5 separate regions of the Mus musculus genome follow, and all the other regions are linked to region 1. The links are chromatin loops, found by intact Hi-C in ENCODE. Cell type or tissue: heart. All regions are shown on one strand. Region 1 holds the start of Inhbe (inhibin beta-E). Region 2 overlaps R3hdm2 (R3H domain containing 2). Region 3 overlaps R3hdm2 (R3H domain containing 2). Region 4 overlaps R3hdm2 (R3H domain containing 2). Region 5 overlaps R3hdm2 (R3H domain containing 2).

Region 1 (5,000 bases):
ATGAGTGTGTGTGTGTGTGTGTGTGTGTGTGTGTGTGTGTGTGTGTACCCTCAAAGGGAAGAGGCATTGGGTCCCCTGGAGCTGGAGTTACAAGTAGTTGTGAGCCACCGAACCTATGAACTAAGAATTGAACTCAGGCCCAGTAGGCACTCTGAACCACTGAGCCAACTTTCTAGAACTCCTTTAATCAGTCTTTAAGAAAAACCCTACATGCCTTTTAAAGCATGACTTCTGAATATCAGCATTGTGTTAAAGTATAAACAGTGGAAAGTATGGTAACAAAAGAACACACAGCCAGGTGTGATGGTTTATGCCTTTAATTCCAGGGTAGGAGGGGCTGAGGCAGGAGGATTGAGAGTTCCAGGCTAGCTTGGGCTGTTTCCAAACAAAACACAAAACAAACTTTGCGTGTGTGTGTGTGTGTGTGTGTGTGTGTGTGTGTGTGTGTGTGTGTGTGTGTGTGTGGTGGTGGTGGTGGTGGTGGTGGAGGAGAGATGGCTCCACTAGGGATGCTTGTTTTTCTTATTGAGGACCTGAGTTCTGTTAATCCCAGTACTCACATGTAATTTACACACAGCTCTAACTTTAGTTCCAGGGATCTAGCGCCCTCTTCTGAACTCCACGGGCACTGCAAGCCAGCGCTGCACTTAACATGCAGACAAAAGACTCATACACATAAAATAAAAATAAATAAAATTGTTTAAAGGAGAGAAAGGAAAAGACTATATCAGCAATCATGTCATCAGCTGTGTCATATAACACACTCTGGAAAGACTGTCTGGTTTGTTTGTTTGTTTGTTTGTTTGCTTTGAGACAGGATCTCATTCTATAGCTCAGGCTAGCCCAGAATTCACTATGAAGGCCGGTCTTGAACTCACGGTGCTGTAGTTATAAGTGTAAGCCACCACACCCTGTTCCCACTGTACAATGTAAAGATAATGGTAGCAAATGATAAATAACATCTCAGTGTGATTATGAAAATAGTCTTGAAAACCCCTGAGAAAGTCTCAGAAACCCGCTGGGGCACAGAGGTCCCCAAACCACACTTCGCTTCTGGCCCATTTTAACAACCCCTTACACAATTCTCTGGTGCTTTTCTTTCTCCTTTTTATTAAGAAAATATAAAATGTATGTCACCCGCGTGGGTCCTGTCCTCGAGGGGGAAGCCTAAGAACTTACGAGTTCAGCACCCCTTTTTACTGATTCTCGATTCCAGGGACCCCGACACCCCTCCTTCCTCGGCGCCTGCTCCTCTTCCTCTTGACCTTGTCAAAGCAGGCAATGCACCCTGTTCTTAGCCTGTATGTTTGTCTTTTCCTAATCTGCCCACCCTTCTACTTCCGCCTTCATTACTTGAGGAACTTCTTTCTCGGGAGAGACTAAATAGTTTCTCCCTGTGTTCTTCCTTCCCTCCCACGGCATCCCTGCTGTCCTGGAACAGGGCTTGATGTAGAAAATGGTGCTGGCCAGGCAGTCCCTTGAAAGGCAACGCTTTACCCATCTGTCCACATTTGAAACAGCCTGAAATAGGCCAGAATCTGGGACAAGAAAACGCCCATTTAAGTTCCATAGGGGTCAAACCCAGGCATACTGCTACACAGCTTATTGGGTGTCAGTATGGATCCGGAACTCGAGCTTCCAGACACGTGGGAACCCCCAACTTGAACCTTGAACTTCACCCAGAACCTTCAGGCCCTGTTGCTAGCTGCAGCCACAGGCCTCTACTACCATGTCTGGCACATCGGTCTTGACCACATTGCCATTATGGTCAAGGTAGAGGAGAGAGAGAGGCCTTCGTGCAGTGGGGACACAGCAGGAAGAACCCGCAGGCCAAGGGTTGTTGGCTTTGAGGAGGCTAAAGACGGCAGAATGGAAGGAGGCAGCAATGCCAGGACTGCCAGCCAGGTGGGGCGGGCACTGCCCACTGCAGTAATTCAGCTGGTATCCCTCCGGCTGCAGGATCCAATCCCGCCACCCCAGCTCCTGGAAGTCTACATAGTGGTCTCGCCTACAACATAAGGGGGTCTCAGGCTCACAGGTGGGAGTCCTCCTCCTGGCCCGACCTGCTCCAGGTTCATTAGCTCGGATCTTAAGTTCCAAGAAGGGACGTTGCTGTCCCGCTGTGTCCAAGAGCAGCCGTGGCAGTCCCGCAGCGGTGCTGTTAAGGTCCAGGGGTCTAAATTCCAGTTGGAGTTTCACGACGCCAGAGTCCTCACTCCGCAAGCCGCTAGAGGGCAGAGTCAGGGCGTGCCAGCCAGAGGAAGTGGTTTGGTGCTCAGCTAGGAAGGTGCGGAATCCTCGGCACCTAGTGGTGCCGCAACGGAAGATCCTCAGGTACAGAGTGCCCGGAAAAGAGGGAGGCACATGCAGCCAGAGGCGGGCATGGTACAGGTGGTGGGACCAAAGAGGGGACAGCTGGAAGGTGAGCATGGAGCGGTAGGTTGAAGTGGATTTGTCTGCTCAGACAAAAACAAAAACAAACAAACAAAAAAGCAAATTAAAACATGAACAAAGCTTCTCTCTGACACTCGGCCACCCTACCCAACCATCCCTCATCTCTCATACAGACCTCTGCAAAGGGCCTGGACGGCCTGTGTCCCCAGCTCTTTCTCTTGCCACACCCCACGCCTCCTGCCTCCCCTGCAGGCCTCTCCTTGTGTCTCCTGTCCCCGGTCTCTCTCCCCTCACCCACCTATGATGGTAGCAAAGCTGATGACTTTCTCTCGGTTGCCAGGGACCATGCTCTTGGGCTGCAGTCTCCGGAGGGCTCTGGTCAGTGCTGCCTGGGGCAGAGGCCGAGTTATTCTGGGACGGCTGGTTAGGTGCAGTCCCTCCAGGATTTGCTGCTTGGCTAGCTCCAGGACCAGAGCGCGTTCTCCTTGGGGTGCCAGTGTTGGGCCCCCACAGGACGGGCACGCAGATCTTGTACTCTGCACCCACACCAATGCCCACAGCAGTATTAGCCAGAGCTGGGCTTTTGGAAGCTTCATGCTCCAGGTAGATGGCTCTGCTTTGAGAACCTCGAATGGGTGGCAGTTTTATGAGTCTGATTTCCCAAAGAGGATACAGAAGCAGCAGCAGCAGCAGCAGCAGCAGCAGCAGCAGCAGCAGCAGCAGCAGCAACAGCAAACCAGTGTCACAGCTACCCTTGACAAAGAGCAGACCAAGCTACTTGTCCTCAATAGCCTAGGACTCAGGAAGACTGAGAGTAGATCGCCTGGTGGGGTAGCTATGTGTGACCCTCACAGTTCATGACTAACTACTGGCAGGGCCTCTTTAGAGCCAGTTGCTTGGGATCCCTCACCTAGCGGTCAACCAGCAGACCTACCCTCTGAACCTTAGGATTGGCCAGCTGCGCTGCCCATCAGGCCCCTGCAGGGGGTGGAGGGCTCCCCCGGGACTCGAGTTTCACCATCTGGGTGTGGTGGCTTGAGGTAGGGGTATGGAGGTGCAACGTGGACATGCATGATGCAAGAAAGAGGATGATTTCACACGGTCAGTTCCCAAGGTCTGGGATTCAGGTGAGGGAGTCCATAGGAGCCAGGTGGGGATGGGCGGTGGCTCCTCAGTATGCCCTGACTGACTTCCGAGCTTGAAAACGGAAACCGTTTTATGAGGCTGTTTCAGTGGGTTAGTTCTCGGGGTTTCCATGTCAGAACAATAATTCTAGCGTTCAAGCCGAGTTAGGTTTTAGAAAGGGTGGTTTAAAAAAAAAATGGAGTCCTCTTGATCAGGCCTAGGTGGCAGTGCCACGGGACATAGAAATTACCTTTTGACCCTGCCTGTGCTGGCTGCCCAGAGTCCACCTGGGGGAGGGCCAGAGCAGGGATGAGGACATCTTCTGTGATGTCTGGGGAAACCCGGCCAGGTGGGCTCGTGGTGATGCAATCTTACAGCAGAGCAGAGTCCGGCAGAGCTGGCAGAAGGGCGAGCGCCTTTGAAGCACCTGTGCCTGGTAACTACTGCCTTTAGGGTACTGTAGGAGTTGGCCAAATCTGAGGCAGCCCAGGAGTGGTGCCAGGCTTCTGGTAATGTAGTTGGAAAATGGAAATTTAAGGGACCTAGGGGACAAAGCCGGAAAAGCCGCCTCAGGTCTTGGTCATCCAGGCTTTGTTTTATTTTTGCTTGTTTGTTTGAAAGATTTATTTATTTTATATATGTGAGTACACTGTCACTGTCTTCAATCAGATACACCAGAAGAGGGCATTGGATGCCATTACAGATGGTTGTGAGCCACAACGTGGTTGCTGGGAATTGAACTCAAGTCCCCTGAAAGAGCAGCCAGTGCTCTTAGCCACTGAGCCATCTCTCCAGCCCCCGACTTTGTTTTTTAATGTGTGCGCATGTGTGTGTGTGTGTACGCGCGTGCTCGTGTGTGTGCATGTGTGTGCTTGTGTGCACGTGTGTGTGCTCGTGTGTGTGCATGTGTAAGCTGGAGCACAGCCCTGTGTGCCATCCCTAGGGACGTCATCCACCTACCTCCTTTGAGACAGGACATCCTTGCTGGTCTGGAACTCACTAATTAGACTACACTGGCTGGCCAGTGAGTCCCAGTGTCTGCAACGCTGGGATTGCATTTCTACCTGGGCTCTGGAGACTCTAATGCAGGTCCATGCGCTTGTAAAGCAATAGCTTTATCTACTGAGTTATCTCCCAACATCTGACCTCCCCCAACCCCATTATAGGCTCTCTTTGTGTAGCCCTGGCTGTCCTGGAACTTGCTCTGTAGACCAGGCTGGCCTTGGACTCACAGAGCTCCACCTGCCTCTGCCTCCTGAATGTTGGCATTAAAGATGTATGCCATCAGCACCCAGCTTATTTGGGGTGTGGGGGTGTGGGTTGTTATTTTTTAATTTTTTAATTTGCTTTGGTTTTTGTCTTTTGAGATGAGGTGTTTCTACGATGTCCAGGCTGGCTAGAACTTCTAGTATAAGTGATTCTCATGCCTCAGTTTCCTTTGTCGTGAAGACTATGGTGAATTACTTTATTTTGTTGTGGTC
Region 2 (5,000 bases), 86 kb after region 1:
TAAGGAAATGAAAAATATCAAAGTCATAGAACAAATGTAGACTTTGCTTTGTTTTGTTATTTTAAAAATGTAGACATTAAGAGAGAGGGCTCAGCAGTTAAGAGTGCATACTGCTCTTGCAGAAGGCCTGAGTTCAGTTCCTAGCACCCATGTGAGGTGGCTCCTGAACCCCTGTACTCCAGCTGCAGGGATAAGATACCTCTGGGCTCCTCAGGCACCTGTACTCAAACACACACACACACACACACACACACACACACACACACACACACACACACACAATTTTTACAATTAGCTTTTAAAAAATCTTTTAGAAAGTCACTGTAGACATTGAACAGTGTGGACATTGAAGTCAGACAGCGTTGAGGTTCTGGTCTCCTTCCGCTTCCTTATGATGTGCCCTGATCAGGGCTGATGAGTCGGTAGCTGTGGTCGGTAGGTAAGAACTCAAGTGCATAAAGCAGTGGGCCCATAGTCCTGCTCAGTTAGTATGGACATCATTTTCTTTCCTAATTCTGTCAGAAAACATAAGAGTTTGCTGGATATTGTGGCATACACTTTTAATTTCAGCACTAAGAAAGCAGAAAAAAAACCAGCCAAACAACAACAGAAACAAAACTAAACAAAAAGAAGACAGAGGCAGGTAGTGTTCCGTGAGTTCAAGGCTGACCTAATCTACATAGCAAGTTCCAGACCAGCAGGACTCTGAAGTATACTTTACTCCTCTTAACCCCAAAGAAAGAGAATAGAAAGAGAAAGGAAGAAAGAAAATAAGATGGTTGTTGGTGCATGGGCCTCTACTGTTTTATTATTTTAATATCTTTCATTTGTTCTCTATAAAATTCAGACATGTATGCAATGTTTCTTAATAATTTTCACCCCAATTCCCCTCTCTCATTGTACCCCAAGAATCCCCAGCATGTCTTTCCACCTTGTCCCCTCCCCTCCCTACTTGGGGCACCTCCTGAGTCCAGTTAGCGCTGCCTGCTAGAATGCTGACTGACCTTGCTGGCTTGGTCTTTTGTGTGTCTTATGCAGGTAATCACAGCAGCTATGAGCTTGTAGTGCAGGTATCGTGTCCTCAAGGCAGCATTCATAGCCCGCAGCACCTGGATCTCACCTTCCTTCCCGTCTTCAGCAGCGTACCTGACCCTGTGGGAGAGTTGGCAGACGTGTTCCGTTTAGGGCTGAGCGCTCTGTTGGATCTAGAGTTACAGATTGTTATAAATGTCATATAAGTGCTAGGAATCGAACCTGAGTCCTCTGTATGAGCAGCCAGTGCTCTTAACCTCTGAGCCTCTCAGCTGCCTTTTGTTAGATTTGTAAGTTATATTGCAAAGTAGTGGCTTCATAAGTCGGGGTGGGGGGGATGTACATGTGTGTGTACATGCACATATACATACATATATATCCATATGTGTACATATTTAATTTTAGTTAACCACCTCCCACGCCGCCTTCTCCTCCATCCCAACCCCTAAGTCTCTTAACTCCTAGTATCCCACACACACTTTATTTTTTTAATCCTTTGTTCTTATTAATTCCTGAAAGTGTTTCTTTTAAGTTTTCATTTTCTTTCTTTTTCTGGCTTTCTTTGTTTATTGTGGGGGCAGAGGTTTGTGGAGCTCAGGGGAGAGTTTTGCACAAGTTGGTTTTCTGTCTATCATGCAGGTTCAGTACCTTTCTTTACCCATTGAGCTATCTTGCTGGCTTCTTAAGGTTTTTGTTTGTTTGTTTGTTTGTTTTTGTTGTTGTTGTTTTGTGTGTATGTGGGTGTAACGGGAAAATACACAGATCTTAAATTTTCTGTTAATGAGTTTTGGAAGTTATATACTGCAGCTATAAAACCACACTGCAGAGTCTGGAAAACTGTCTCAGTAATTAAGATCTCTTTCTCTCTCCTCTTACAAAGGACCAGGGTTCAGTTTCCAAGACCCCACATGGCTGTACACATCCATCTGTTACCTCCATTTCCAGGGGATCCAGCAACCTCTTCTGGCCACACAGACACAAGACACACTTGTCTTTGTGTTAAACAATGATTTACTTATTTATTTAGTGTGCCTTGGTGCTCTATGTGCATGTCAGATCTCCTGGAACTGGAGTTGCAGACAGTTGTGAGCTGCCATGTGGGTGCTAGGAATTGAACCTGGGTCTTCTAAAAGATTAACTGGTACTCTTTACCACTGAGCCATCTCTCCAGCACAAAAATAGATCTTAATGGGGCTGGAGAGATGGCTTAGCAGCTAAGGGCACTGACAGCTCTTCCACAGGTTCTTCCAGAGTTCAATTCCCAGCAAGCATATGGTGGCTTACAACTGTATGTAATGGGATCTGGTACCCTCTTCTGGTGTCTGAAGAGAACAACAGTGTACTCCATACATACATACAAAAATCTTTAAAAAAACAAAACAAAAAACAACCAAAATCTTAAAAAAAGAAAAAAAAATTACTGCAAACAAAATAGATTTTTTTTGTTGTTGTTGTTTATTTTGGGTTTGATTGCTTTTGTTTTGGAGGCAGGGTTTCACTCCGTAGCCCAGATGGGCCTGAAACTCATGGCAACTGTCTTGTCTTAACCTCCCAAGTGTTCTAGGAATGAGCCACCATATCCAGCAAGATTGTCTGGTTATCAGTCATTATCTGCCTTGCTCTTGCCCCTCATTAAAGCAACTACTTTCTGACCTAATCACCACAGATTAATTTTACTTACTTTTTTCTTTGTTTTTTTTCTTTAGATTTAGATTTTTTATTATTTGTGTTATAAATTTAGATTATTTTATTATTTATTTTTATGAGTGTTTTACCTGAATGTATGTATATGTGTGTATATATACATATAAAATATATATAAATATTTGTATAAACACACACACACAAACACACACATATACACGTACGTGCACACCATGTCAAAGACAGCATCCAGTCTCCTGGAAATGGAGTTACATATGGTAGTAAGAATAGCAAGTGCTCTTATCTGCTGAGCCATTTTCCAGCCCCTCCCTTGTTTGTGGTTTTTTTTTTTTTTTTTAAAGATTTATTTATTTATTATATGTAAGTACACTGTAGCTGTCTTCAGACACTCCAGAAGAGGGAGTCAGATCTTGTTACGGATGGTTGTGAGCCACCATGTGGTTGCCGGGATTTGAACCCCTGACCTTCGGAAGAGCAGTCGGGTGCTCTCACCCACTGAGCCATTTCACCAGCCCCCGTTTGTGGTTTTTTTGAGACAGGGTCTCACAGCACAGCTCAGGTTTACCAGCCTGTTGCTCTGAGACTATAGTTACATGTTTCTTTTACAGCTTTGAAAGAATAATCCTTTCATAGTATTTTCAAAAGATTTTATTTAAATTTTTAAAAATTGTGTGTGTGTGTGTGTGTGTGTGTGCGCGCGCGCGCGCGCATGTTAGCGCAGTGCCTGAGGAGGCCAAGAGAGTTTTCCAGTTCCCTGGAGTTGTAGTTCCAAGCACATGTGAGCTGCCAGGGGCCCGTGCAAAAGCAGCACGTGCTCTTACACAGCCACTGCCCATCTCCACCCCTTAACGTCTTGTTGTTATCGCTGTTGTTTAGATTGCTGTTGTTTATGTATTTGGGTGGGTAGATGTGTCTCACCATATGTACATAGAAGTCAGAGGACAACTTTTCTGGAAATTAGTTCTCCGTTTCTACCTTACTGAGGCAGGATCTTTCTTGTTTCTATTTCTGCACTGCATACTTTAGGCTAGATGGCCTAGGAGCCCCTGACTAATTCTCATGTCTCTTCCTTCCATCTTGCTGTAGGAGTGTTGGATTTACATATATGCATGCCATATCTGTCTATTTTTACATTGGTTCCAGGGGTTCTAGCCTAGAATATGCAGTGCAGCAGGAAAAAACCAGGAAACGGACTATGCCTCAACAGTTGAAAGAGAAGAAAGTTGTGCCTACCCCCAACATAATTTTGTTTGTTTGTTTGCCAACACAGGGTTTCTTTGTGTCACCCTTGATATCCTGGAACTGGCTCTGTAGACCAGGCTGGCCTGAAACTCAGAGATCCACCTATCTCAGCCTCCCGAGTGCTGGGGTTAAAGGCATGCATCCCCATGCCTAGTTCTCTACATAATTATTAAATACTTTGTTATGATCTGGGGAGGGGTCCCCAGGAAATGAACTCATGATGTCACGTTTGACAACGTGAACCTTTCCCTGCTGAGCCATCTCACTGGCTCAATAAAACATTTTTAAATCTATTACTTTGCAGCAGTTTGCTCTTCATATGTGAATGAGTGAAGGACTAGAAAACTTACATGGATTTATAACAGGGGAAGGCAGGATCCTCAGTACCTTGGGCTGTCTTATTTACACACACTTCTCTATTGGACATTGACTATAAAGGAGACAACGAAAGCTAAGCTGATGTGTCCGACAGTACTGCACTCAGGAGGCCAAGGTAGGGCTCACTCCAGGTTCCAGGCCAGGCTTAGGTGCATAGCAGACCCTGTCTCAGAAAAAGAGGCCAAGAAGAGAATAGAAGTGAGTCTGGCTTTCTCTCTGGGTATCCCTATGCAGTGTATTCCCTTTGCATATACAAATAGTTTACAGGGAAGTGCTTGTATGGGCCCTCCTGGGAGCTTCATGTCTTTGGTTTGTTTTAGTTACTGTTACTTATGAGTTAGCCACTTTTTGTTTCTCCTGCCAAAAGTAAAATCTCCTAACTCCTTAATTTTTTGTTTATGTCAAACAAACCATCAAAACTATTTCTGTGCCTCCTATTGGCTTTACAGCACTCTCATTTTAAACACTGTGTTTAATTTGGTGTGTTTGTTTGTGTGCAAGGGACTAAGGACAAGTGCATTTGCACCTGACTGTGCGGATAGAGTGTGAAGGCCAGAGGACATCTCTACCTCCATTCTCTACCCTTTATACCTTTAAGACAGGGTTTCCCATTGGGCATGGCTGTACACACCTTTAATCCACGCCAGACAGATTTATAAAGTGACAACTTGTCTCAAAAAAAA
Region 3 (5,000 bases), 110 kb after region 1:
GTCTTTGATCCCCTTTGATAAACTACTTCATCTTTCCCAGCTCCTTTCACCATGGTGAGTTAATCTGACTTTGAGTGCTGGGAACTCAGGTCCCTTTGGATCCACTCCTGTGGAACTAAGCAGTAAACATGCTACACTGTCCTATCCCCTCACTTACGGTGGGGCTGGCTGCTGTGCTGACCTTTGTCCCTTTAGGTAGCAAATGATTGAGGATTAGCTTTCTTAGCTAAGTGGGGAGCTTAGAGTTATCCTACATCTGCTTGGCTGCCAAAGGGAATTAGATTTGAAGAGTGTGGTCAGGTAGAACCAGTGTGAGTCTTGGTGAGGAGTAGTAACCATATAACAGTACCTCATGTCTACAGTCACACTTGGGTTTCATGAGATTCTATGTGGTCTTGAGACCAGGACCTTGTTGCTTGCTACTTGAATATGAAAGGGAGTCCTTTTAAGAAAGACACCACTATCTAATGTGGACAAACACGCTGGGTCTGAATGAAAGCAAAGAAAACTACAAAAGACAAATTTTTGTAAAACAAGAAAAAGCCTTTCCATCCTGATGCCCTTCTCTACATTTCCCCAAAGCCCCTCTTCATGGATCAGGAAGTACTCAGGCCCACAGGCGCATTGGAATGGAATGGAATCTGTTTCTACTGTGAACTTTTCCTCTCACAGCTTCAAGCTTGGTCCCTAGTAGAGTAGATTCTGTGTGCTTTCTGGCTGTGGTATTAGTAACAAACATAGTATTATTATTTTATTGTTTTCCCTGAGCTGAGCTTTGGTTTAAACATATATGTTATCTCTTTTAATCCTTTCCACAACCCAATGTAAATGGGGTTACTAACCCCACTTTACACATAAAAATGTTGAGTCTACCAGATGTTACGTTACTTGCCTGAAGTAAGTTTACTGGGAGTCTGCAGCGGGATTCACCTTGATGCCCAGTTATGCTTTCTACCCTGCCATGGGTATGCTGTGCTCGAAGCTGGGCAGCTTGTCGAGGGCCTTGTGTCTCCTTGTAATACAGCTGATAAACACATTAGTAGAATACAGGATCCAAAGTGTGTGGAGGACAGTATCTTATCTAATTAGATCTAAGACCCTAGAAGTCTGGAGCTGCCTTTAGAAACAGGTAAAGAGAGAGAGAGTTTTGGCCTAGAACAGTGGGTTCCTCAGAGATTCATCTGGAGCCTCTGACTGAAGGTCAGAGTTGCCTGTAGTGTGATGACATTGAGTAATGGGTTCCCTCTTGGAGCTCCTTGCCTTTGTGGTCACGTAGAGAAGGGTTCTGTTACACTGGCCCAGGACAGGGTTCACAAAGAGCATCAAGAGGAAAAATGGTGGTGGGAAGCTAGGTGGTGGCTAGCCAGAGTGGTCATTTGCCCATCCAACATTGGTCTGTCACTCTGTCAGAGAACATGAACGTCTCTCTGTCCCCCGTCTCCTCCTCTACCCTTGCTGTCTTCCTCTCCTCTTTTCACTGTGCCTCATTTATCTGTTCCTTTCTCTGCTCATTTCTTTCCATTTGTTCTCTCTTTCTCTCCTGTGTTGCGCTGTTCTCTTCGTATTTCTGTCTCCTCAACTCCCCTCAATTGCTGTAATTAAGATGAGAACAATGCTTAGTCTTTGAGTGAGTGAGAATCTCACTCTGGAGATTCTACTAAGTCCTGCTTGACTTGGGTTGCTAGGATGTGGCAGTAGTGACTGAAGAAGGGTCCTGCTCAGTGTAGTTCTGTAACCCTCCTCTGTGTTCAGCTGTGCTAAACACTTACATCTGTGCCCTTTCAGCGTCCTTCTTCCCCTCACTTGCCCTCTAAAGCACTGTTGTTTATTTTCCCAGGCTGTTTTCTTGATCTTTACTGACTGAGCAGTACCTGAGTACCCCAAGGAATCGACCCAATCCTTATACATAGTTGTTGTTCTTGATATTTGGGGTTTGGGGGAGGGTGGGAAAAGTCCTCTACCATCCAGAAAAGCTGATCTCCCAAACTGCATGGTCAGATGTGCCCAGTGGAAATTTTACTTTATTTCTTTATTTTCCTTTTTTTTTTTTTTTTATGGCAACTGTAAACTTTCCCAGTTTCTCTTCCTTGCTGGTGTGCAGTGAGCTTGCAGTACGAGGAGAACTTAACTAGCTTAATTCTGCTCACCGATCTAGATGAGAGTTCCATTGCAGGATGGAAGGAGGAGCAAGTCAATAGAAGAGAGAGAGGAGGAATATCAAAGGGTCCGAGAGAGAATATTTGCCCGAGAGGTAAGTGTAGCTTCTGAGAGTTGTCAGACCATAGCTTTTAGCTCTTAATCTCTGGCACTGTGAATGGAATGAACCCTCCATAAATGTTGCTGGGTCTTTTGTTTCTTTTTCTTTTCTTTTCACCAACATCGGTCAGTCCAAGATTTGACCTCTAACCCTGAGCGTGGCTTCTTGAGAAGCTGCAGGGTTTCACTTGTGTTGGAATACATTCTGCTGTGTGCTATACAAAGAGAGCCAAGACTTGGAGTGGCTGAATTTGGTAACTATGACTAGACTGGAAAGGGAATTGGTTTTGGCAGAGCTGATGAAGGGCCCTAAGTCTCTCCTGCCCACTCTCCTCCCACTCGCCCTTCCAACTCCTGCTGTCTGTTCTACACATCTTTGCTTCTCAGGAGAAGACTCAGATTCCATACAGGCTCAACACACATCTTGTTTGGCCAGTTTGTTTTTAGGATATATTGATGCTTTCTTTATTAAAGGGCTGTTCTGGCGGCATCCTCTACAGGTCCCACAGTCCCCAAGCACAGGACACTACTGGGACAGGAAGCCCCCTCTTCCTGTATTTCTTACCTTGCTCCTAGAACAGGAGTGGCTTTATGGTCCAAAGGGCAACAGTCAGCCAGCTTAGGTAACTTTATCTTTAAGAACTGTGGGCCATATCAAATGCACTTGTGACCCTGTGTCTAGTTGCCTTTGCCTGTTAGTCTAAGAGATGTAGAGCAGGATTGCAGGGACAAGTTAGATTAGCAACAGAAGAACAGATCTTCAAAACACGTGGACCCAGACAGAGTAATATCTTAGCAACAAAGGAGGTTTAAATCATGTGGATGGACACTGCTCTCCCACCGTTCCTCTGTTCTTCTTCTTTCATCAAGACACCGCTCCCATTTTTATATCACACACAAACGCACACAAAACAATGTGTGTGTCTTTTCATCATCACCTCACTCAGAAAAATAATGGTCTCCACTCCAGAAAAAATGTTTGTTCGTTGTCTAGACAGAGAGCCAAGTGCTTTTAAGAATCCTTATGGAAAGTGGCACACAACAAGCTTTCTGGCCTAGGATTCAAGAGGCAGTCTTCTTACCTTCTATTATATAGATTTCCATTATGAGTCAGAAAAGTCTGTCCTCCAAATTATTCCTACTCAAGAGACTTCAGCACATTACCTGCAAACCAGGTGGGTAGAATGAGAGGAGAGATGTCACGGTTATGGCCAGGATGACCCTAAATTGTGAATAGAAATGCTTATGTCGTACTTGCTATCTTTTAGGCATTTCTTGTAGGTTAACTTATGTCATCTTCACAACAGGTCTGTAAAGTAATTTTAATTATTTCTCTCACTTTATAAAGAAGAATCTAAGACACAGAGATTTGGTAACAGCCTAGCATAACAATGCTAGTTAACCAGAGTGCTGGTGTTTGCTGTAGACTCTGGCGCTAGTGTCCATGGTCACAGCCTAATGGAAGCTACCTCTTGATAGCGTGCTCTGCTCTGGACTCTTAGATGAGGTAGTACAGCAGTGACAGCATAGCTGACTGTGTGTGTACTCCCCAGCCTCACTGTGTCAGGCCCTGGCAGAGCCCTGTTGTCTGAAAGCACAGATGGCTTCTTTCAGGGCATTGAGCTGGTTGTCACCGTAATGGGACGTAGCTACCTACAGCCATAGCAAAGGCAAAGTTAGTGCTTCTCTCCCTTTTCTTCCTGATTTCTAGTCTCTCAAGCCTCTGCTAATACATGTATTCTTTGTTAAATCCTTGTGGATTTATCACTTTTGTTTCAGTATTTCCTAGCTCTTGTAGTAGAGGCCTCGGGAATGTCAGAAGATCTAGATGAGGAGAAATGGCCAAAGCCCACCACCCTCCAAAGACTCCTGTGGAGAGGAGCCCGCCCAGTCAGAGGGAATGAGGAAGGGTAGAGTGAGGAGGACAAGGACAGGCCCGGAAGAACGGGAAGTGCCAAGAAGGGTGTTCGGATGGAAATGCTGCTGCTGCAGCCTTCTCTAGAGCCTGCGCTGCCCTGTGCAGAGCCTGCTGTGCTCAACAGCTGGACGCCCATCCTCAGTGCCTTTCCGAAGGTTTGGGGTCCACCACGGGGCTCACTTCACTCAGCTCAGTGGCTTTGTCAGAAAATGATCCTGGTGGAACTGTCTCAGACTTCAATGTCCTCCTTTTTTTAGGCCCTAAAAAGTATCTGCATCCCCAATATCTCACCTATGATGGGACTCAAGGCACAGCGCCTTTCATGTGGCCAAACAAAGGGCAGAAAGAGAAACAGCCACTGAGGTTAATTTCCAAAAAATGAAGTTTCCTTTTCATGCCCCCTTCCTTTGACCGTGCTTGAGATAACGTATGGCAATCATCACACTCAGTTCACTGCTAGAGCAATGAATGTAGAGCTGGGGTAGGGGGGGTAATGAGGCTTGTGGCTTTCCTGTCCCTCCTCTGACACTTCTCCCCTTACCCACCTGCATTTTAAATGCTGTGGAAAGGCTAAACCTGCCAAATGTTTTCACACGACAGGTGAGAAACTGGTCTGGGGTAAGGCGGTGTGGGTCACCCTAGCCTTGCTCCCTCCCTGTTGATGGGTGAGAGTTTGGGTTTGAAGAGTATGAGTGTTCATAGCATCGTGGACATCCTTTTCTGTTGTGCCTTATTATTTTCTTATGAGTTATTTTCCGTTTTCTCCTCTATCTAGACCGGCCAGAATGGATATCTGAATGACATCAGGTTAGTACAGTCACTCAGC
Region 4 (5,000 bases), 72 kb after region 1:
CAGCAACAAGGATCAGTAGCATTTCATTCAAGGGTGGGGGGGGGGGGCTGGCTGGGGACTGTGGGCGGGGGAAGAGGCACAGGTTTCCCAGAAGGAATTTCTTCCGGCAAAATTCCGGCAGGCAGAACAGATCCTTACAATGAGGTCTCCATTAATAATGTGAGCTCGCTGCTGGTGTAAGTGCAGATCCATCCGGGGTGAGTTTTGGATAATTTTCTTTCTTTAAATAAAAGTCCTTGGACTTCACAGGCTGAGAGAGGAGAGGTGACAAAAATTGGCATTTTAAAATAGCACTGTTGATTTCTCTGTACAATATACACTATGGAAATTCAGTTTTCAAATGTTAAATATTGTGGGGGTTTTCTGGACATTTTCAGAGGCTGTTTTTATCTTTAAAATATTTTAAATATTAGGTTTGCTAGAACTTGTACTGTTTGCTGATTTCTACTTCTTCCATGATTATTTTAAGCAATGCCTCATTCAGATTTTGCTTATGAGAATCACTGTGATTTCTGTTCTCTTTGGTGATGCTGTTGACGCACATTGCAGGAAGCAGGGAATCCCCTATAAATATCCTTCACTGTGTCATTACCCAGCTCTCCCTCCATGCCCGACTGGTGACTGTGCCTCTGTGTCCTGTGTCTTTATGTAACTGTCCCTACTCATCAGATGTGTTAAGGAGAAATATGTCGCCTTTGTCGCATCTCCAGAGCCTTTGTGTTTACAAGCATCTGGGAGAATTTTGCTAAACTGTTTTCCTACAAATGCTGTTTGATGTATTCTCTGGGTTTGCCACTGTTAATTTTGGGTGGCTTGTTTGTTCCTTATAATTGGCTTGTTTTTGTTTGCTGGCTCTGGTTTCTAAAGAGTGCAGAGATGGGATTCCCTCTGCCTCCAGTGACGTATTATTTTGTTTGCAGTCTTTTTCTTCTGTGAGGGAGGGGTCAGAGAGAAGGAAGAAGAAAAATGGATCTGAAGTCTTTGTGACTCGCTGCCGGCTGGGCACCACTGACTGGAGCTGAGGCTGGAGTGGGATGTTTAGCCATAGGGTACCTGTGCTTGTTTCTCCTCACAGCAGGCTTAGACCAGAGTCGGATCGCTGAAGCAAGGTGCTTGAATTTAACCCCGTGAGTGCTGATGCTAATGAATTTTACCTAATTGCTATTTCTAAATGTAGAAGGAAAACGAGCTCATGAAGGTTTTAGAACCCAGAAGCTGTTAATTTAAATTTGAGTTTTGGAGTGTGGGATTTTTCTGTATTTATACTGGTCCTGGTCACTTTGTGTGCTGTTTTCCAGACCTCAAAATAGGCAGTTATATAAAAGTCCTTGCCATTGTAGTTCAGAGTAAAATTTAATTTTGAATCTGTATAGCTAAAGCAAAGGTTAGGAAGGATTTGCGAGGTATAAACCTAGTTGTGAGCTTTAACAGCCCTAGATGGTTAGTTTTGGATTCTATTTGTGCTTTCAGTTCCTTTTAAGCCTGTCCATTTTAATATAGATGATCTCTGAAGGGACCTGCGGAGGTCAGTTTGAAGAACTCAGTAGACTAGAGCCTAGGAAAAGCTAAAGCCGCCTTGTGTATAAAGCATGCATATTTGGATAGCACATGCCAACTTGTTCCTTTAACAACATGCCTGTTTATTTTCTGTCTTGATTTATTTCTTGTTTTGTACTGCCATTATTCAGAATTCTTCGTAAGAAGTGAAAAAAAAACCTAGATTGGGCTGTTTTGCTTAGATATGCAGTTCTATTTTCTGTGGTACCTCAGTAATTTATTATATCCATAAATGTTTCAGACTAACAATTTAACTTTATTTAGCCGGAAGTAGGGTGGAGGAGACAAGGGTAGCTGTAGAGTAAATGAAGAGCAATGGATGCTCTCTCTTCACTGGAGACAGAGGCAGGGCTGCAAGTGTGGTGGTAAGCATGGTTCCACTGCGGCTCTGCATCTTGATATTTCAGCAAATATGTGGGTAATTTCTCATTAGCTTTTCAGGAAACCCCTGTGGTGGACAGCCCTCCTCAGCCGTTGCTGGGAGACTGCTCTGACGTCACTGTCTGCAGCCAGAGCAGGAATAGCCTGTGAGAGGAAGAACTGCTGGGAAATTAAAAGATGACAGTTTTTTAAAACGTGGTTTTCATTTGATTTAGGGGTGGGTAGGATATATCTAAAGCCTTTTTTTTTTAACCGTTTCAGTCATTTCCAAGCTCCCTAAAAAATACCAAAAGATTATTTTCTTTCAACTAAAAGTGTCTTTTTAATTTTGTTTTCTAATTATCAGGGCTTTAGTAAAGGTCAAGGAAAAAAGCTCTTAAAGGTGTTAGAAAAGTAAGATTACAGTTTCTTTTTATCATTCGTGTTCTTTCACTCTCTCCCTTTTGGAGGATTAGGGAAAGATCAAAGCTTTTGTAGAGGGTGATTTAGCATAATTTAAGAATAATTAAAAACACATGTTGGGAAGACATTTTGGCAACACTGACTGTATTGTTTTATATGATTTATTTACTTATCTAATTGCTGAAAAGAGGGTCTCGCACAGCTGGGGACAACCTCAGACTTGCCGATAGCCAACAATGACCTTGAGTTCCTCATCCTCCTGCCTCTGCCCCTGCAGCCCTGGTGCTGCCGGAGTGAGTTCTGGTGATGCTGACAGGAGACCGTTTCTGAACACCTCTTTCTCCTAGCCTCTCCCCTTTGTTAATAGCCTGTTATTAGTTTCACTTTAAGAAAGGGGTTCCTCTGGGTGTGGTCCACCCCACCCCCCAAGTGGATTTCTGAGTTTGAGTCCAGACTGATATACAGATTGAATTCCAGGAGAGCCAGGGCTACACAGAAAAACACTGTCTTGACAAAAAAACAAAATAAAGAGCAAAAAGCATTCTTGTTGAATGTTTGCTCTACCAATTGCTGATAGTTATCAACTATTTTTTTTTCATGTGTAAAATGAGTATAATAGTACCCACTCCCTAGATATTTTTAAGGGTCATAGGGATATGGGCCTTTTCTGTTTGTGAGCTAAGGCTCTAAGGTGGCTCAGTAGGTTAGGGTTTAGGGAGGGCACTTAACTGTCAAATCTGATGGATAAACTAAATTCTAAATTCAGTCCCTGGAACCCATGTGGTGAAAAGAGAAGTCACTTCCACAAGTTACCTTCTGAGTTGCCTACCTAGACACACACACACATTCTCTCTCTCTCTCTCTCTCTCTCTCTGTCACTCACACACACATTCTCTCTCTCTGTCACTCACACACACACACACACACTATAAAGCAAACAAAAAAGACAGTCCTATAACACTTTTTAAAAATTTATATGTGTATAAATACATATACAGAGATATACACTGGGAGTCTTCCATGATCACTTTCTACCTTAAAATATTTTTATTATATTTAAATTTTATGGGCCTGGAGAGATGGTTAAGAGGTGGTTAAGAGCACTGGCTGCTGTTGCAGAGGATCTGAGTTCAGTTCCCAGGACCCACCTGGCAGGTCATAACTATCAGTAACTCTAGTTCTAGGGGAACTGATGCCCTCTTCCGTCCCCCACGGGTAACAGGCACAGGCACATACATAAGTGAATCTTTCTCTCCCTTCCCTTTTCTCCCTCTAAACCCTAATCGTTTTTAAGATAATTTTTATTATGTATATGAGTGTTTTGCCTGCATGTACAACTCTCTACCTCATGCATCCCTGGTTCTGGAGGAGCTTAGGTGAGGTAACTGCAGTTGGAGTTACTGATGGCGGTGGGCTGGGAATGGAGCCCTAGCTGTGTAAGAGCAGCCAGTGCATTTAACCACTGAGCTTTTTTATACATAACATTTACCAGGTCTTATTTATGGACCACCTGTCTAGGGATGGTGCTCCCCATGGGGGGCTAGGCCCTCCCACATCAGGGCAGTTTTTCACTGGCCAATCTGATTTTATGTTATTTTGTGTCTTGTGTGTGTGTGTGTATGAGCACATCTATGCCATTGCATGTGTGAGGTGGTCAGGACAAGCTGTAGAAATCTGCTCTTTCCTTCCTTCTACTATGTTGTCCCAAGGTGCCCTTTTCCAATGAGCTATTTTGCCAGTCTTCTTTTCTTTTCTTTTTTTAATTTATCTTTGTGCACATGTGTGTGTGTGTGTGGTATATGTATGTGTACATGTTCAGACCCACATAATATGCCTGTGGAGCAAAAGGTCCAGATTGTCATATCCTCCTCTGTAGGGATCCATGGTTTGTTTGTTTGAGACTGGTTGTCCATTCCATTTTGTTTTTCTGTTGCTGCGATAAATAACTCTGACCTAAAAGCAGCTTGGAGAGGAAAAGGTTGCTCTCTTCTTACAGTTTACAGTCCATCATCGAGGAAAGTCAGGCTGAAACTCAAGGCAGGGATCTTAGAAGAGACCCATGAGGAAGCGCTGATGACGGCTCATCCGCAAGCTGACTCTTGGGCTCATGCTTAGCTGTCATTTGTATGTAGCCCAGGATCACCTGCCTCGGGATGGTGCTCCCCATGGTGGGCTGGGTCCTCCCACAGCAGTCAGCAATCAGGACAGTTTTTCACTGGCTCATCTGATCTGGGCAGTTCCCCAGTTGAAACTCCTTCAGCTCTGGGCTGTTGTCAAGCTAACTGGAACAGTCTCTCGCTTACTGATTGGGCAGACTGGCTGGTCTGTGAACCCCAGGGTCCTTCTGTCTTCTCCCTGTCTTCTACTTCCCAGTGCAAGGATCATAGGCCCAGCTTTTTTGCATGGGTGCTAGGGATCCAAACTCACATCCTCATGCTTTCCTGACTCAAGCATCTCCTTATGCCTCGGTTCCCAGGTATTTTAAAGACTGAGTTAGCGTTAGCCATCATTCATGATATTTAGAAATCAAATAGGGTAATGCTACCTGCGTTTCCACGTTACTGGGAACTTATTTGTTTCTATGTGAAGCACATATGGAAGTCAGGACAACTTTTGAGGAGTTGGAGTTGGTTCTTTTCTTTCACCTTGTTTGAGGCAGG
Region 5 (5,000 bases), 100 kb after region 1:
CAAGGGCTTAGTTGTTTGCACTGCATCCTGCCTCAGGGTTCTTCCTCTTCCTCAGCAGATGTTCTGCACAACGCTGTCTCCCCTGTGTTCTGTATCCTATCACTCACTACCCCCCATGCTCTTAGCTCTTCTTCCTGTCTCATTCCTTCTCTTATCCAAAGAAGCTATGTGACCATCACTGGACACGTAGCACTAGGAGAATTCTCTTGTTTTAAGAAGGGAAGCATTGCTCAGGTGGCAGAGGCAGGGGGATCTTTGAGTTGGAGGCTAGTGAGTTCTAGGACAGCCATAGAGAAACTATTAAAAAAAAATAGCCAAAACCAGGGCAGTGGAGGGAAGAAGCATTTGGAGAGAAGACTCCCCATTTTATTCCTTCCTTCTTCCTTCCTTCCTTCCTTCCTTCTTCCTTCCTTCCTTCCTTCCTTCCTTCTTCCTTCCTTCCTTCCTTCCTTCCTTCCTCCTTCCTTCCTTCCTTCCTTCCTCCTTCCTTCCTTCCTTCCTTCCTTCTTCCTTCCTTCCTTCCTTCCTTCCTTCCTTCCTTCCTCCTTCCTTCCTTCCTTCCTTCCTTCCTTCCTTCCTTCCTTCCTTCCTTCTTCCTTCCTTCCTTCCTTCCTTCCTTCCTTCCTTCCTTCCTTCCTTCCTTCCTCCCTCCCTCCCTCCCTCCCTCCCTCCTTCCTTCCTTCCTTCCTTCCTTCCTTCCAAGATTTATTGATTATATGTAAGTACACTGTAGCTGTCTTCAGACATTCCAGAAGAGGGAATCAGATCTTGTTATGGATGGTTGTGAGCCACTATGTGGTTGCTGGGAATTGAACTCAGGACCTTCGAAAGAGCAGTCAGTGCTCTTAACCATCTCTCTCTCCATCTCTCCAGTCCTCCCCATTCCATTTCTACAGCTAGAGATAGGACAAGTGTTCTGGACACAGCTCAGAAGGCGAAGGTGGGGCTGGAGAAATGGCTCAGCGGTTAAGAGCACTGACTGCTCTTCCAGAGGTCCTGAGTTCAATTCCCAGCAACCACATGGTGGCTCACATCCATCTGTAGTGAGATCTGATGCCCTCTTCTGGTGTGTCTGAGGACAGCTACAGTGTACTCACATTCATAAAATAAATAAATATTAAAAAAAAAAAAAAAGGCGGCGAAGGTGCTTGAGGGGAAACTTGTTGCCAAGTGTGACACCCTGATTTTGATCCCTGAAATTCAAGTGGTGGAAAACCACAGACAACTCTGGCAAGTTATCCACTTACTGCCACTATATTCCACACACACGTGCACATACACACAAAATATAATTAAAATAATGTTATTGAGACTGGAGGTAAGAGAACTAGATGATTTTCCAGAGGACCTGGGTTTGATTTTCAGAACCTACATGCTGCTCACAGCTGTCTACAATTACAGTTCCAAGGGATCTGATGCCCTCTTCTGATGCCCATTCATACCCAGGCACGTGTGCACAGATGTACATGCAGGCAAAACACATATACAAATAACAAATAAAGTAACTGGATTTAGTTGCATGCAACTGTGACTCCAGGGCTTGAGAGGTTGAAGCAGGAGAGTTGCAAGTTCAAGGGTAGCCTAGGCTACTTAGAGACCCTGTCAAATGAGGAAGCAAAAGAAGGAACTCACTTGGTCCAGTGCCTGACTAGCATGCACTTAGTCCTGAGTTTGATCCCTAGCACAAAATAAACCAGGTATGGTAATGGATGCCTGTAGGATTCAGACATTCAAGGTCATCCTCACATATATTGTGGGTTCAAAGCCAGCTGGAACACATGAGAGAGAGGCATGAGGGATCATGTTTCACTTCCGCTATAGAGTAAATAGACTGCTTTGAGCAATCTTATGAGGAAAAAGTGCTCCATGCTCTGGCAGTGAGTACAGTCAGGAGAGGATCCCATGCTTTGTCTAAAGCTTTTATCAATATGTAAAACCTTGGAAATTATTTTCTTCTGATTCTTCATCTTCTTGATGAATGGTGCTTCGACAGTAGATATATAGGATCTATTCTATATGACAGTTGCTGGAGTTGGAACGGGGCGGTACCACTCCAATCCACTTTCGACTTCCTGTGGTGGCATTTAAAGCCAGTTAGTAATTAGTGTGTGGTTGTTAGCATGCGTTGCTTATAAATATTGATTATCTGCACCTTTCCTATTTTCTAATTAATCCTCTTCCAACAGAGACGGACATCCAGTCATGGCCATGCCAGGAAAAGAGCCAAGGTGAGCATTCTTCCTCTGTCACTTACTTTCTGACATGATCCATTCTGCAGTTCAGAAGTGTGTGTCATTGGAGCCTGGCTTGTTCAGGTTAAATAGAAGAAAAGCTTTCTTGCTGCCTTTTGTATCTCAATCTCAAGGGTACATCACACAGAGTATGTGAATGCTGTTACATGCACATGTACATACATACATCTCCTACTGGAGAGTCTGGTTTGTTCTCTCCCATTCAGGCAGTCTATATCTGAGCCTGAAATGACACCTGACAGACCCCAGGGAGCCCGAGAGTGTTTGGTATTGTTCATACTGAGCTGCTGGCTTCTCTGTGCACTCAGGGCTTCTATAGAATGGCTGTTTGTATGAGTATTAATATTCACCAAATTCTCCCCCATGCTAACCTGGTCTACATAATGAGTTTCAGGGCAGCGAGAGCCACAAGGCTAGACCCTGTTTCAATTTTAAAAAAATAAAAGAAAAAAAGAACAACAACAACAACACTACTTAATAGAAACTGCAACTAATAGAGTCTAAGAAAGTGTTTTCTAAACATTCACCAAAGGGGTGTGTGTGTTTGTGTGTGTGTGTGTGTGTGTGTGTGTGTGTGTATGAGGTGTAGTTTTTGATGTTTTGTGCTGTTTTGTTTGTTTTGTTTTTTTTTCAGTCTAATTCCAAACTCAAGTTGGTGCGCAGTCTGGCAGTCTGTGAGGAATCCTCCACTCCATTTGTCGATGGGCCACTAGACACCCAGGTAGGTCCTCTACAAGCCTGTGTGCTGTTTATTCTGAGCATGACAGTGGTTGGGTAAAGCATGGTAGCAGCCCCAGCATGGACACTGGACCTAGAAATCAAGAAACAAAGTGTTATTTTATTTTGAGACATGGTCTTATGTATCTCAGATTAGCCTCAAACTCTATATGTAGCCAAAGATGACTTTGAACTTTAGATACTCCAGCCTCTGCATCCCAAGTGTTAGGATTATAGACCTGGACCACCAAGACTTACATGGAGGGACTGGAGAGATGGCTCAGTAATTAGGAGCACTGGCTGCTCTCCCAGAGAAACTTTACAGTTGTGATTCTCAGCACCCACAGGACAGGTCAGAACTATTTGTAACTCCAGTTAAATACAGATAGTCCAGAGGATCCAACACCCTCACATACATACACACACAGGCTAAACCAATGCACTTAAAATAAGAATAAATACATCATTAACAAAGAAACAAAGAAAAAGGCTCCTGTGGTAATCTACCATGGTGACAGTGGGGATTTTGAGTCTTCATGTCTTGCTCCCGGGGCAGAGGACCTGGGGCTGAACACATCCTTCCTGACACTCCCTTCCCACCCTGTTCTTGCAAGGAGAGCCAGAGAGCTTCAGCTGTGACTTCTTTTCTCTTTCTTTCTTTTTTTTTTTTTCCAAGACAGGGTTTCTCTGTGTAGCCCTGGCTGTCCTGGAACTCACTCTGTAGACCAGGCTGGCCTCGAACTCAGAAATCCTCCTGCCTCTGCCTCCCGCGTGCTGGGATTAAAGGTGTGTGCCACCACGCCCAGCTCCAGCTGTGACTTCTGACAGGAAAAGGTTGCCCTCTGCTGTCAGTGGAACAACAACAACAACAACAGCAACAACAAAAAAACCCAAAGTAATTAACAATAGACAATAGACACTCTTGTATAAGATAAAGTTAGGGCGGGGGAGATGATCCAGTAGGTATCTTAGTTGCACAGCAACTCTTACAAAGCAAAGCATGTAATTTGGACTGGCTTACAGTTCAGAGGGCTAGTCCACTGTCACAGTGGCAGGAAGCATAGCAGCATGCATGCATTCAGGGAGCTGAGAGTGCTACATCAGGATCCAAAGACAGCAGGAAGTGAGCCACTCACTGGGCCTGGCTTGGTTCTTTGAAAACTCAGAGCCTACCCCTAGTGACACACTTCCTCCAACAAGACCACACCTTCTCATCCTTTCAAATAGTGCCACTCCCTGGTGACTATGAGCCTATGGTGGCCATTTTTACAGTACAGTGGGTAAAGCCTTGTCATGTAGGTATGAGGAGCTGAGTTCATATGCCTACCATATGTGCTTCTATAGTAAGAGGCAAAGACAAGAGTCTCTGCAAGGCAAAGGCTAACTAGCCTGGGACAGACTACTACACACAGCACCCTATCTCAGGCAAGGTTCTCTGACCTTCACAAGTTTACGGACACACACAAACATGAACACACATATGCACACACACATATATACACACACTTTTTTTTAATGAAGTAAAGATAAATCTTTCCTCCCAAGATTTACTAACTAGATTTTGAGGGAAACACAAAAAGAGTTTGTTTGTACAAAGATTGATTTATTTTACGTGTGTGAACATTTTGCCTGAATGTCTGTCTGTGTGTCATGTGCGTGCCTGATGCCTGCAGATGTCAGAAGAGCCGTCAGATCCTCTGGAAGTAGCATTACTGATGTTCTGAGCTGCCCTGAGAGCCCGGGAAATGCACACGGGCTTCGCCATCAGAGCAACGGCTGCTCTTAGTTAAGCCGAGCCGGAGAGCTTCAATCTGTTTCCCAGCTTTGATTCTATGCCTCTTTCCTTTTGTTTAAGGATATAATTCAACTGCACATCAGCTGCCCCTCTGACAAGGAGGAAGAAAAGTCCACAAAAGATGTCTCTGAAAAGGAAGACAAGGACAAAAGCAAAGAAAAGGTCCCAAGGAAGATGCTATCCAGAGGTGAGGGCTGTCCTTTCATCCAGCTTAGCTTTGGCCCACAGTGTGCTGT

The links. Peaks named below come from ENCODE experiments on the same cell type or tissue, not always from the same donor. Only the 100,000 strongest peaks of a DNase experiment are listed, where the experiment ranks them.
Region 2: it touches region 1 in a loop (2.8-fold over the local background); 12 of 42 quality-filtered maps call a loop at or near these places.
Region 3: it touches region 1 in a loop (2.3-fold over the local background); 5 of 42 quality-filtered maps call a loop at or near these places.
Region 4: it touches region 1 in a loop (2.5-fold over the local background); 12 of 42 quality-filtered maps call a loop at or near these places.
Region 5: a loop joins it to region 1, with 2.7 times the contacts of the local background. A loop is called at or near these places in 5 of 42 quality-filtered maps.

Annotation. Positions count from the first base shown.
Region 1 is chr10:127,348,556-127,353,555 of GRCm38, forward strand. It overlaps Inhbe (inhibin beta-E), which reads right to left and starts at 3,293. Exons shown (of 2, transcript NM_008382.3): 1 at 2,693-3,293; 2 at 847-2,456. The coding sequence starts at 2,990. The coding sequence ends at 1,702. In heart, CTCF peaks have their summits at 624 (motif pointing left) and 2,222 (motif pointing right); a DNase peak (open chromatin) is centred at 2,146; H3K4me3 peaks cover 878 bases; H3K27ac peaks cover 670 bases; H3K27me3 peaks cover 960 bases.
Region 2 is chr10:127,434,958-127,439,957 of GRCm38, forward strand. The region is part of intron 2 of R3hdm2 (R3H domain containing 2); the gene reads left to right. Among named protein-coding and RNA genes, the nearest start is that of Gm23819, 33 kb to the left of the region's middle. In heart, a CTCF peak has its summit at 2,354 (motif pointing left); no DNase peak of the experiment used is centred here; H3K27ac peaks cover 307 bases.
Region 3 is chr10:127,460,033-127,465,032 of GRCm38, forward strand. It overlaps R3hdm2 (R3H domain containing 2), which reads left to right. Exons shown (of 26, transcript NM_001168292.1): 11 at 2,156-2,251; 12 at 4,950-4,981. Among named protein-coding and RNA genes, the nearest start is that of Stac3, 39 kb to the right of the region's middle. In heart, no CTCF peak of the experiment used is centred here; no DNase peak of the experiment used is centred here.
Region 4 is chr10:127,420,240-127,425,239 of GRCm38, forward strand. The region is part of intron 2 of R3hdm2 (R3H domain containing 2); the gene reads left to right. Among named protein-coding and RNA genes, the nearest start is that of Gm23819, 18 kb to the left of the region's middle. In heart, no CTCF peak of the experiment used is centred here; a DNase peak (open chromatin) is centred at 2,032; H3K4me3 peaks cover 460 bases; H3K27ac peaks cover 1,216 bases.
Region 5 is chr10:127,449,806-127,454,805 of GRCm38, forward strand. It overlaps R3hdm2 (R3H domain containing 2), which reads left to right. Exons shown (of 26, transcript NM_001168292.1): 4 at 2,187-2,228; 5 at 2,887-2,973; 6 at 4,825-4,951. Among named protein-coding and RNA genes, the nearest start is that of Gm23819, 48 kb to the left of the region's middle. In heart, no CTCF peak of the experiment used is centred here; no DNase peak of the experiment used is centred here.